2 separate regions of the Homo sapiens genome follow, and region 1 is linked to region 2. A link is an interaction called in ENCODE POLR2A ChIA-PET data of the cell type or tissue named here. Cell type or tissue: HCT116. All regions are shown on one strand. Each heading gives the region's core, and the rest is flanking DNA. Links, peaks and the distances in the headings are about the cores only.

What was found. ChIA-PET counts read pairs that join two places held together with the same protein. Peaks named below come from ENCODE experiments on the same cell type or tissue, not always from the same donor. Only the 100,000 strongest peaks of a DNase experiment are listed, where the experiment ranks them.
Region 1: POLR2A ChIA-PET joins it to region 2 with 5 read pairs; 2 of 35 experiments call an interaction of 5 or more read pairs at or near these places.

The regions. Positions count from the first base shown.
Region 1 is chr12:53,996,499-54,002,924 of GRCh38, reverse strand. It overlaps HOXC9 (homeobox C9), which reads right to left and starts at 2,764. Exons shown (of 2, transcript NM_006897.3): 1 at 2,199-2,764; 2 at 1-495. The coding sequence starts at 2,736. The coding sequence ends at 251. HOXC-AS1 (HOXC cluster antisense RNA 1) reads left to right here and starts at 2,915. Exons shown (of 2, transcript NR_047504.1): 1 at 2,915-3,216; 2 at 3,658-3,903. It overlaps HOXC-AS2 (HOXC cluster antisense RNA 2), which reads left to right and starts at 6,140. Exons shown (of 3, transcript NR_047505.1): 1 at 6,140-6,255. In HCT116, for the core only: no CTCF peak of the experiment used is centred there; a DNase peak (open chromatin) is centred at 2,884; H3K4me3 peaks cover 2,727 bases; H3K27ac peaks cover 1,508 bases.
Region 2 is chr12:53,855,485-53,861,910 of GRCh38, reverse strand. LOC105378250 (a long non-coding RNA gene) reads right to left here. Exons shown (of 5, transcript NR_189099.1): 4 at 1,033-1,127. Among named protein-coding and RNA genes, the nearest start is that of HOXC13, 80 kb to the left of the region's middle. In HCT116, for the core only: no CTCF peak of the experiment used is centred there; no DNase peak of the experiment used is centred there.

The DNA.
Region 1 (6,426 bases), core at 576-5,575, 140 kb before region 2:
ACGCAGTTTCTCTCCCCGCCTCCTCCTCGCTGGGTAGAACTAACTCTAAAACACCAATATCTCAACACTGAACCCTCCCAAATCGCAAGAGTTTTCTTTTCCCCTTCCTTGTTTTTCTTTTTAAGCTGATTGGCTTTTGTCTATCTTGCTCTTTCCTTTTCTTTTTCGTCTCTCCCCCGCCTGTGTTGGGGTATTTTGTGGGGTTTTTGTTTTTCCCTTGGCTGTGCTGAGGCAGCAGGCTGGGTAGGGTTTAGGACTGCTCCTTGTCGGTTTTCTCTTTATTCATCTTTTTCATCTTCATCCTTCGATTCTGAAACCAGATTTTGACCTGCCGCTCGGTGAGATTGAGAACCCGGGCCACCTCATACCGACGGTCCCTGGTTAAATACATATTGAAGAGAAACTCCTTCTCCAGTTCCAGCGTCTGGTACTTGGTGTAGGGGCAGCGCTTCTTCCTCGTGGAGCGGGCGTGAATCCAGTTGGCCACGGGGTTGCCTGGAGGGCCAAACACAAGCAGGGGTCAGTGGAGCCCCTTTCCAGCCCAGGACTTCTGCTACTCTACCCCTAGACTTAGCCAGGCTCCCCAAATGCAATAACTGAACCTGAATTTGGACACATTTTGCTTTAGGAATTTTCCTCCTTCCTCGTTTTGCATTCTGTCCCCTCCCCAGCTTCCCCCTTTTCAGTTTCCAGCACCTAAAACTGTAGGAAATCCAAAGCTATCAAAGCCCCTCTAGTCTGGTCCTCAGCTTCAAGAGTAGTAATTTGAGAATATCCTCATAAAAAGTCCAAATTCCCAACCGTTTCATAGGCCCATAAACGCTTCTCTCTCTTGTTTTTTATTTTTATAGCAAGGTCTCTCTCCTCCCCACCTCCCTCCTCCTCTGCCCCCTCCCATCCTCCCAGCCCACGACCAAGTCCTGAAATTTTAGCAGTTCTGCTTCCTGACCCTGAGAATCCCTAAACCCCTCACCACCCTCTGCAGCACCATCCTCCCGCTTGGAGTTCAACCCTGCTGAGGCGAATTCTCAGGGTGATGCTGAGACGGGAAAAGTCTTTCTCCTCTCCCCAGAGAGCCGCTGGCCTTGGGGACAGGCTCCCCTATATCTTAGTTTTCCTGTTTGGCCTCCAGTGCCCCCCTCCTGCCAGCCCCAGGACAGGCTCTGCAGGAGCCAAGCCTCCAATTTCAGGTTTATGGGAGTAGCTGAGGGCAGGGAGGGAAGCCTTCAGAGGAGTATAATTAGGCCCTGGCCCCTTATGGGGCTGGAGGAAAAGATTTCCTGCAGCCCCCTCCTGGGACTCCCCCAGACACTTCCTCACACCCAGGGGTCTGCACCCCCTCCCCTGCTGTTTCTCCTTCTTTCCCCTTTTTCTGGCCCTGCAGCTCCCACCTGCCCCCCACCCTAGCCCTCCTGTGCAATCCTCAGAAGGCGCCTGTCTCCCTGATTGGAGTGAGTGAGTGAGAGTGAGTGTGTGTGTGTGTGTGTGTGTGTGTAGAATTCTCTAATCTGGGGAGATGCCCACTCCTCATCCCTGATCCCCATTCTCAATCCTTCCCCTCCAAGACCCTCAGAAGAGGGTTCTCAAGTTTAAGGAGGCTCAGACCCCACTTTTATCCCCACTTCTCTTTGAAAGTCCTGATCTCTCCAAGTTCTCAGGCTTCGAAATACCTCAGACCCCTCACCCAGTGCTCCTGGGGGAGAAGTCCATGGACCTTCTGTTTTGTGAATCTCTAGTGGGGTGAGGACCTCCACGCTGACTGGGAAGCAGGGGTCATTCTCGCTGGGGGTATCTCCTCTGTGCCCCCAGTGTCCTCCTCACCTCTTCCCTGTCCCATCTCAAATCATAAACTGAACTTCGCCCCCAGCCCCATCCCCTGGCCCTGTCCGCCTTTCTTCGAAAGTGGTGACTGAGCCAAAAAGCCTGGGCTGGGAGGAGGGGGCAGGGGTCTCTCATCAAAGCCAGCTCCTGAGAGAGGAGCTCCCCTCGGCCCTCTCCCAACCTGTCTCCCTGGGCCCCATTCTCAGACCTCCTGCCCCTGAAAGCTCCCCAAGGTAATTCGCTTTTATTGAGTCCTCGCCCCCTCGCCCCTCTCCCGCGCTCCCTGCACGGTTCGGGAGGGCTGTAATTCGGCTGCCCCCGCCCGTCCTCCCCTCCCCTCCCGCGCCGGTTGTAAAGGAAAATTGCTCCCAACTTACTGGGGTCCAGGTCGGCCTTCTCCTCTTTGTGCTTGCTGCCGGCGAGCGCGTCCGCCTCGGGCGAGGGCAGTGTCTGCGGGGCGCGGTCGCGCAGCTCCCCGGGCGAGCCGTACATGTAGTCCGGGTAGCTGCGGCCCTCCCCTGGGCCGCAGTCCGCGCGGCGCCCGGGGTAGGCGTCCGGCTTGAGGGCGTAGTGACGGCCCCCGGCCGGGAAGCTGGGGAAGGAGACGGCGCCGGACAGCGGCTCGAGCCAAGTCCGCATGTAGCGCGTGTCGGCGCCGAGGTGGGGCTGGGGGCCGTACGGGTGATATACCACGGACGACTGAGAGGGCACGGGCGCCCACGACGTGCTGAACACTGCCGGCTTGGGCGCGAAGCTACAGGACGGAAAATCGCTACAGTCCGGCACCAAACCGCTGGGTCTGGCGGCGGCGGGATGAGCCCCGGTGGCCGGAAACCTGGACGCTAGGAGGTCTTCATTGTCGTGAGAGATGAGCGAGTCCACGTAATAGTTACTGATGGGCCCCGTCGCCGACATCGTAACGGGGTTTTACATACATAAGATTATTGTATGAACTGTATATGTACTTTTTATCTGCTCACAGAACAATCAAGTCAGGTAATTATTTTTCCAGCCTTTTCCCCACAGCTCATTGGCTCCCCGGCCCCCACGTGATCGTATTTACCCAAAAATACGGCGCGGATCAATGCGCAGGGGCTTTTTTTTCCTTGCCTTCTTTTCCCCCTCTCCCACCCCCTTCTCTCTGCTGCTCCCCGCGACCTGCGATTTCCTGGGGGTCCGGAACTCTGGACCCAAGGCACCGGTCACCCCCTCAGGACGGCTCCTAGCTCATCTGAGAAGCCCCTGTGCCCATGTCCACCCATAAGCAGATGGCCTCCCCCCAACCATGAGGATTTTTTAATGGGGTGAAAATGCCAGTCCCCGAAGCCAGGGTTCTCGGACCCCCAGGGCCGAGCTGGGCGCGGGAGCCCCGCAGGGGCGGGGAGGCCGACCGAGGTAGGTGGAGGAACTATTTCTTGACGTAATCCGTCTCTGTCGGCCCCGACGCTCCCGCAGTCTCTGCGCGAGCCGAGATCAGCGATTGTCAGTTCGGAACGTGGCTTTTAAAAATGCGTTTTTAAATAGTGTGTATGTATGTATTTCTTTCAGGAGCAGCAGGGGCGGTGAGGGAGGGAGGGTGGGAGGGGACTGGGGAAGCTGAGATACAGGGAGGGAAGGAGGGAAGGGGAGCGTTCTTCTGCCACTGGCCAACTCTGCCCCCCAAATCTGGGGTAGGGGAAGCCTGGGGAAGGTGGTCCCTGGGTGGGAGGGGTAGAACCTCAGGATCTCATACACCTTTATCAGCAGCCTCAGAAGTCTTCTCTTTGCTTTGGCACAGATATACAGGCGCCTTTATTTTAAATTTATTGTCTATATCTATTTATCTTTCTTTGCCAGCTTGAAGAAGTGTAGGAGAGATCTACACAACTTAAGTGGGGCGTCCCCATCCCATCTTCCTGCGCACCCTCCTTTGCCCCCAACTCCATCTCTGCGACACTTCCCCACCCCCACTCCCCCCAAAAAGTCGCTCCCGGGCTCTGTCTGCAGAGAGCCAGGGTGAGAGCGGGCAAGGCAAAAGAGCGACCTCGGTCGTGGGCAAGTAGCTTGTTTTTACGTCCCTCAATAAAATTTTTATGAGGATCATTTGATTGTTCATAAATGTATCTTTCATTAAATAAAATTGTAGGCTGTTTTTGGAACGGGAAAAAAGCAACGGAGGAACAGGAGAAAGCAATTTCTTTGGGGTCGGATGCAGGAATTCCAGAGGGGGCAGTGTGATTGCAGAGGAATATCAGACAACTTGGATTCCTCCCCCCAATAAGTTGGTTGCTACCCTCCTCCTTCAATTGAGGGTTTGTGCCCAGCCCTCTGCTTTGCATCAGACTGTCCCATGGTGGTGTAGTAAAGGGGGGCTTTAGTCAAGTAGGAAATTATCAGGGTGGGTGAAGAAGAGGGGGCATGGAGGTTGGCTGGGGGGTGGGGAGAAAGGGACAGGTGAAACCCCCAGAAATATGGTGCACTTAGGCAGGGTAGAGTGAATTTAAAGGAGGGGTGCAATTTCAGGGTCAGAAAGGAAGAGTCCCAGTCTGTGGCCAGGGAAAATAGACAGGAGCTGAGGTTGAGATGCAGGCTCTGGAGGCAGCAGGGTAGGAGTCTTCCCAGACCCGGCCACGCCTGCCCTTCTTTCCCTCTCCTGTCCCCAGGAGGGGACCAAACGCCAGGGGTAGGGGCGGGGGCTAGTTTTCTCCTGCGTCTCTATGGATCTTTCTCCTCTGGGGTGGAGAGGGGCTGGGGAGAGTGTGTATAGTATGTGTGTTCCGGGGGGAGGAAAGTTAGGGGGAGACAGCTGCAGCTGGCAGCACCGACCCCAGCTCCATAGGCCCCCTCCCAAGTCTCTGCTCCTCCCCCTCTCTGGCTCTTTCCTTTTCCTTTTTGGTCTAAGGGGGCGGCTTAACGGGGCTGGGATTTCAACTCATGGGGGAGGATGAGGGATGTGTTTGGTTGGGGAGAGGCGACTTGGGGGTTCAGCTCCTTGGCGCCACTGTCTTCCCCTCCCTTGAGCTGGACTGAGCTGGGAAGCCCAACTTACAACAAGAAACAGAATATCTCTTTGGCCTTGATGGAGTTGGGTTAGCTGTCAATCAAAAAATCTCCCTCACTAGTTCAAGGAAAAGACAGGAGGTTCCAGTCCCCCTGCCGAGGCTTTCTCCAAATCCCCAGTACAGCCAGCACCTCCCCCAGCCCAGGGCGGCTGAGGACCGGGCCCGGCACTTGGGCGGCTGCTGGCAGCGATGAGCAGAGACGTTTAGCCCTCAGCGGGGCCCGGGGCCAGACTGAGACCAAGAGGACATCAGGGGACAGAGCCTGAGAGAGACTGAACCCGAGACAGCCTGGGACAGACCAACTGAAACATGGAGTCAGGCCCAAGAGAGGAAAGAAGGAAGCGGAGCATTAGAATAAAGGGAAAAAAGGGGGAGAATTAAAAGAAGGAAGGCAAGATGAAAAGAGATAGGAGAGCCGGGAAAGGCAGGCGTGCAGAGAGGGAGGCGGAGGAAGGGCGGCCGTAGGCAGGCAGGACGGGGCAGGGGCGAGCTGGCGGAGCAGCCGTGGCATTGTGCAGCCCGCTGGCTTGCCGGGCCTTTGCCGCGGGACCGGCTCCGGGCGCGGCGGCCACTTCTGTCTGGACACAAAGGCGGAAGAGGGCTCCTCTCCTGCCCCTCCCAGGAGACTTGCTCGGATGGGTACTCTAGGCCTCAGGGATATAGAACCCCATATTGGTCCAGACAGCCGCTTAGGCAGCTGGGGGCTGAGCCCTGCTCTATTCAAGGAGCGAAGAAACAGAAGAGGAAAGAGGTTTCACCCCTGCTCTTCCTTTGCGTCTTCTCCAAGCGACAAGGCCAGCTGCCCCAGCCTCAGCTTTCCTGGAGGAAAGAGTCCCTAAGGAGCCTCCCCTATGGGCCTCTGCTATTTGGGAGAGTTCCTCAAATAGACATTGGGGCCGTAAAGAGATGCCCCCTTCTCTCCTACCCCCTTTGAACACCGCCTTCTTTTCAACTCTTGAGCTGCCTGCGCACCCTGCCTGCCCACTCTGCGGAGGCGGCAGCAGCGGGCAGTGAGGCTCACCGGCGGGATCCCTGCTGCCGTGAAATCCCCTGTGAAACCAAGGAGATTGTCGCTTTCCTTTATTTTATTTTATTTTCTGGGACTATGACCTCCGAACTCTTCCCACTCAGAGGCAGGCACGGCTGTGGATCAGGAAGCAGGCCTCGCCCACAGCCCCTTCCCAGCCAATGCCTCATTTTCCCTGCGCCCTTCGGAGAGAGGCGGCCTTGGGGAGGGGGGCTAGAAGAGGCTGGGAGTTCCGGAGTCCACTGGGCGGAGGTTCCGCAGGTCCACAACTGCATGTGGCCTGTAGCCCCCATTCTCCACATTTGGAGGGGTGTGGGTGGCAGACCAGGGCTTTGAAGCGGACCTGCAGATTTCCCTCAAATCCAGGTTTGTAGGTGCGGGGGGCGGGGCACAAAGGATATAGGGGCACCAAGAAGGAAGGTCTGTCTTCCTGGGGTTCAGTTACTCCTTCTGAATCTTCTGCCATACTCCAGACTTCCCCTCACCCACATACTCCCTTCAATTTTCCTCAGCACCGCTGGGGCAAACCCAGGGACT
Region 2 (6,426 bases), core at 977-5,976:
AATTACCATCAAAGGCACTCACACGTCAACAGGGGAAAAAAACACATGTGCTTGCAAGACAATGTGTGTTTGATGCTCATAAAAAAGATAAAAATATAGGTCATCATCATGTAACGAGCTTGTAGGTGTCAGAACGTGTGCTGTTGGGGGAGGTAGGGGAGAGAAATGGAGAGGGATCAGCAAACCAAGAAGGAGCTGAAGTCAGACTCCTATCCCCAAGTTCTTCCCTTCTGCTGAAGACAGTGGACTGGCAGTAAGGGAGTGAAGGACCCCTCCCCCATTTTCTTTTTCTTGGGACATCCCCTTTCCTGCTCCCCCCAGCTGGATTTCCGACATATTAATCATGTCTCTCATTTTGAAATCAGCCAGTCAGGCTATTATTCAAGCATTGTTAATGACACCATCGGCCAAGGTATCAATTAGGCAAGTTGGGATAAGAAGAGCAGAGAATAGGGCTGGCCAGAGAGCAGAACACAAATCTGTTTTGGTGTAGGTAACCCAAACGGCAGCAAGGGCTCCTAATGCTCTTATTTCTACTCCTCTTAGAGGCAACCTCAAACGCACTGAATTCTCCAGTCAAGACCCAAGCCAAACTGTTACTTCATAGTATCCCCTCACTTGCTCCCTCAATTGACCCTTAACTGGACTTCAGCTAGTCACATCAAATCACTCAGGATATGCAGGAACAGGGTCACAGCTAACTAGCTCTGGGCAGCGCTTATTCCTGTGGCTGAGGCCCAACATTATGGGAGAAAATGCTTCCTCCACCATGCTTATGCTGGCTGCCTTGGGTGGAGTTTCTTCTCCTTTGCCACAATATGCATTCTAAAGGTCCTTTAAAATCTAGCTCAACGTTTTTTTTTTTTATCAAGGAAGCTTTTGTTCTAATGAAGAAAGTCTTTATATTTGTTGATTCTTAGTTCTTAAATCTGATTATTGTTTTCCCCATCAGGCTGAGTTTCCCAATGACTACAGCTATTAATAATTCTTTTTTTTTCTTTTTTGCTAGATCTCCCTGCCTCCCACACCTACCAATACTCCTTTTCTCTGTCAAGAAAGGCTCTGTTCAAAGGGGCTATTCAGAACAAATAGGTGTGACAGGTACTCAGGTCACTGAAGTTTGGATCCTGGAGAAAGGACAAAAATAGAGATTAGAATAGAAACTGCAGCAAAGTAGGAGTCCAAGCAGTCATCAAGACCTCCAAGTTCCTTCCCATTATATACCCAGGGAAGTCTTCAGAGCATTGTGTTTCTAGACTCCAGTCTCCCTGAGTCACTCCCTGGTTTCCTGTCACCCTTTCATTCTCAAGACAGACACAAGGTTCTCCCTGGCTTTCTTCCACACCCACCAATTATCCAGATCTTCAGAAAGATGAAGGACACTAAGGACAAAAGGTCAATGTTTCACATTTTAAGTGTCTCTGGACCCAAAGAAGGTGGCTGGGTCAATTAAGTTTCAAACACCACAACCAAAACTAGAAATCTCAATAAAAAACAGTCACATTTGGAGTCTTGACATTAAACTTACCTAATTACATTGGCTAGGAAAGTGAACACGCTTCTCAGCTTTCCCCAAAAAACTCAGCAAATTGAATTCCCTTTCGTCCTTGTTCCACCTCTTGTTTCTCCTTTAAGATCCACCCTACTGGCCGGGCACACGGGCTCACACCTGAAATCCCAGCACTTTGGGAAGCTGAAGCGGGCAGATCACTTGAGCTCAGAAGTTTGAGACCAGCCTGGGCAACATGGCAAAACCCAGTCTCTACTAAAAATACAAAAATTAGCTGGGCATGATGGCACACGCCTGTAATCCCAGGTACTCAGGGAGGCTGAAGCAGGAGAATCGCTTGAACCCAGAAGGCAGAGGTTGCAGTGAGCTGAGATCGTGCCACTGCACTCCAACCTGGGCCACAGAGTGAGACCCCATCTCAAAAAAAGAAAAGAAAAGAATAATCTGCCTACAACTTTCATTCTATGCTCCAAAGCACTGAGCTGATAGAAAAATGAAGAAATAGGCTGGTTGCAGTGGCTCACACCTGTAATCCCAGCGCTTTGGGAGGCCAAGGCAGGCAGATTATGAGGTCAGGAGTTCGAGACCGACCAGCCTGACCAACATGGTGAAACCCCATCTCTACTAAAAATACAAAAATTAGCTGGGCGTGGTAGCAGGCTCCTGTAATCCCAGCTACTTGGAAGGCTGAGTCAGGAGAATCACTTGAACCCGGGAGGCGGAAGTTGCAGTGAGCTGAGATCATGCCACTACACTCCAGCCTGGGCAACAGAACTAGACTCCATCTCAAAAATATATATATTATGTATATGTGTGTATATATATATATATATATGTATATGTATATATATATGTATATGTGTGTATATATGTATATGTGTGTATATATATGTATATGTGTACATATATATGTATATGTATATATATTTCCACACCCCAAAGAGAAAACCTGTATCTATTAGCAGTCACTCCCTATTCCCCACAATATCCCTAGCTTTAGGCAACCACTAATCTACTGTCTCTATAGCTTTACCTATACCCTGAACTTATACCCTGACTATAGCATGTACCTATACCTTTACCTGTACCCTGAATACCTCTACTCCAAATATAGAGTATACCTATACACTGAATAATTCATATAAATGAAATTATACAATATGTATTCTTTTATGACCAGCTACTTTCAGTTGGCATAATGTTTTCAAGGTTCTTCCATGTCATAGCATATATCAATATTTCATTACTTTTTTATTGCCAAATAATATTCCATTATATGGATGTCCCACATTTTATTTATCCATTATCAATTGATGGACATTTGGGTTTTCTGCTACTATGAACAATGCTGCCATGAACATTCATATACAAGTTTTTATGTAGATACATGTTTTCATTTCTCTTAGGTATATACCTAGAAGTGGAACTACTGGGTCATGTGGTAACTCTAGGTTTAACATTTTGAGGAAATGCTGTTTTCCAAGGTGGCCGCATCATTTTATATTCCCACCAGCAATGTATGAGGATTCCAATTTTTCCACATCCTCACCAACACTTATTATTACCTTGTATTTATTATTGTTGTAACCATCCTAGTGGTATCACATAGTCGTTTTGATTTGTATTTTCTTGATAGCTAATAATGTTAGGAATATGTAGGAAACATTTTAATGTGCTTACTGGCCATTTGTATATCTTCTTTGAAGAAATTTCTATTCAGATCTTTTTTTTTTTTTTTCTAAGATGGAGTCTCGCTCTGTCACCCAGGCTGGAGTGCAGTGGCGAGATATCGGCTCACTGCAAGCTCCGCCGCCTGGGTTTATGCCATTCTCTTGCCTCAGCCTCCCAAGTAGCTGGGACTACAGGCGCCCGCCACCGCGCCCAGCTAATTTTTAGTAGAGACGGAGTTTCACCGTGTTAGCCAGGATGATCTCGATCTCCTGACCTCGTGATCTGCCCTCCTTGGACCCCGAAGTGCTGGGATTACAGACGTGAGCCACCGCGCCCGGCCCCTTAGTCCATTTTTAAATTGGGCTACTTGTCTTTATCCTTTTGAGTTAGAGTTTTTTATATATTCTAGATACAAGTCTCTTATCAGATATATGAATTGCAAACATTTTCTTCCACTCTGTGAGTTGTCTTCTCACTTCCTCAATGGTGTGATTTGAAGCAAAAGTTTTTAATTTTGATGAGGTCCACTCGATCTATTTTTTAAATTGTGCCTTTATCTAAGGAATCATTGCATTATCCAAGGTCACAAAGACTTACACCTATGTTTCCTTCTAAGAGTTTTATAGTTTTAATTAACTCTTGGATTTAGGTCTTTGACTCATTTTGAGTTAATTTTTGTATGTAGTGTGAAATAGAAATCCAATTTAATTCTTTTGCATGTGGCTATGCGGTTGTCCTAGCACTACTTGAAAAGACTATTTTTCCCCACTGAATTGTCTTGGCACTTATGTCAAAAAGCAACCGACTGAAAATGTGAGAGTTTATTCTTGGACTTTTAACTCTATTCCACTGGATAGCCATATGTCTATCCTTATGCCACTACCATGCTGTCTTGATTACAGTAGCTTTGTAGTAAGTTTTAAAATAAGGAATGTGAGTTCTTCAATCTTGCTCCTCTTTTTCAAGATTGTTTTGGGTATTTTGGGTCCCTTGGATTTCTATATAAATCCTGGGATCTGTTTGTCAATTTCTGCAAAGAAGCCAGTTGGGATTTGACAGTGATTGTGTTTAATCTTTTGATCAACTTGGAAAATATTGCCAAGAACATGGGATGTTTTTACATTTATTTAGGTCTTCTCTAACTTCTTTCAACAGTGTTTTGTACTTTTCAGAGTATAAGTTTTGTGCTTCTTTGTTAAATTCATCTCTAAGGATTTTATTATTTTTGATGGTATTATAAATGGGATTTTTTTTCTTAAATTCATTTTCAGGTTGTTTGTTGCAAGTATTATCATGTTCTTTTAAACACTGTAGTGATACGCATAATTATTTACAGAGTACCTACTAGGTGGAAATGCTAGATTGATGGGAAATAAAGAGTATAAGACTCAGTTCCTAAAATGAAGAAACTTACAATCTAGTTGAGAAGAAACAATGCTTTACATGTTTCTCCTTTATAATTTTTTGAAGTGATTTCAAATACTTCATAATATTTGACTTTGACAACACCATTCATCCATTTACTCAAAAGTATGTATGAGGCTGGGCACAGTGACTCAAAAGTATTTATGAGGCTGAGCACAGGCTGGGGCTGTGAGCACAGGCTGGAGCTCTAATCCCAGCACTTTTGGAGGCCGAGGCAGGAGAATCGCTTGAGGCCAGGAGTTTAAGACCAGCCTGGGAAACATGGTGAGACACCTCCCATCTCTATAAAAAATAAAAAATTAGCCCAGCATGGTGGTGTACCCCTGTAGTCCCAGCTACATTGGAGGCTGAGGCGAGAGCATCACTTATGCCCAGGAGTTTGAGGTTATGGTGAGCTATGATCATGCAACTGCACTCTAGCCTGGGTGACAGAGCATGATCCTATGTCTAAAAATATAAAAAATAAAGTATTTATTGAGTGACTACTATCTGGAAACACCATACTAGATGCTGGGAATTAAATGGAGAAGAAAACAAATACAATCCCTGCATTCATGAATCTTACCATCTAGTTAGAAAGACATATTAATCAAACATAAATTATAAATTTTGGTAAGTACTATAAAAGAAACACACATTAAATAGTAGGGCAGGAATTGTGAATAAAATAAAGTTCTATTGCTTGCCATCTGCTTCTCGAGAGGCCACCCTCTGCGCAGCCCCCATATTACAGAAAAGAAGATGGAGGTAAACAAGAGTTTTAGTGTTCTGGAGGCAAAAAGCAAAGGATACTATGAGAAGGATCAGGCCCTCCAGCTTTAACACTGAGTTGTTTGATTAGATGTACAACATTTGGGTTTTATTTCCCTTCCTTCAAGAAAAAGGAAGAGGAAGCATGATTACAAGGGATGCAAGCCCTCCTGTTGCAACCAGGTCAGCACGCTTTGGCTACCCGCCTCGCTCTCTGCTGGGCTCAAGCAGAGAAGCAAACAGTAGTTCTATGGAGGACACAATGCGGTCCCCATGCTCTGCTGCCCCACTGCCCTAAGTGCGGGCTGGGTTTAAACTGTTTTTCAGCACTGGCAGAAATAAGCCAAACAGGCTTTTTAATATGATCTCACTTTCTCCCAGGTTCCAGCTTCCTTAGTACTAGTCAACCTGCCCTAACTTTTAAAAGTGTCACAGAAAACTAGAAAAGGGCAAGGTTATGGAGAGCTGACAACTACTTTATGAATGGATTATAGAAAGAAAACTTTGATTTTATTTCTTATACATTATAGACATACTGGAAGGAGGGGCAGTATATTTTATTTAAATAGGGAAGTGGTGGCCTAGTATTGGTCCAGGATCTTCCTCTAATTTCATCTTGACAAGCAGTGACATGGCCCAGCCACAAACTGCAATAGCAGAGCCTAGACCAGAATCCAGACCTCCTGACTCCTATTACAGTGCTTTTGCCACTGCATTTAAAGAGACTTAAATCCTTGGTCAATTCATGGAACAAACATGGCATGATCGTTAGGACTAGGAGATACAAAGGTGAATAAAATAAAGTTCCAGTGCTTGCCATCTGCTTCTGGAGAGGACACTCTCTGTGCAGCCCCCACCCCAAAGAGTGGATTAGATTCTGCTCCTTTGTGTGTTCATAATAGCTTGTGCATTCATAATACCTTGTGCGTTATTTCTATCAGTACACTTAAAACACTATATTATAATTATCTGTTGATATGTTGATTTCTTCTGCTAATTCAGTGAGTACATTGTAGGCAAAGATCTTGTTCTTTGCCATCCCAGAACCTAGCACAGCACCTGGTACATCG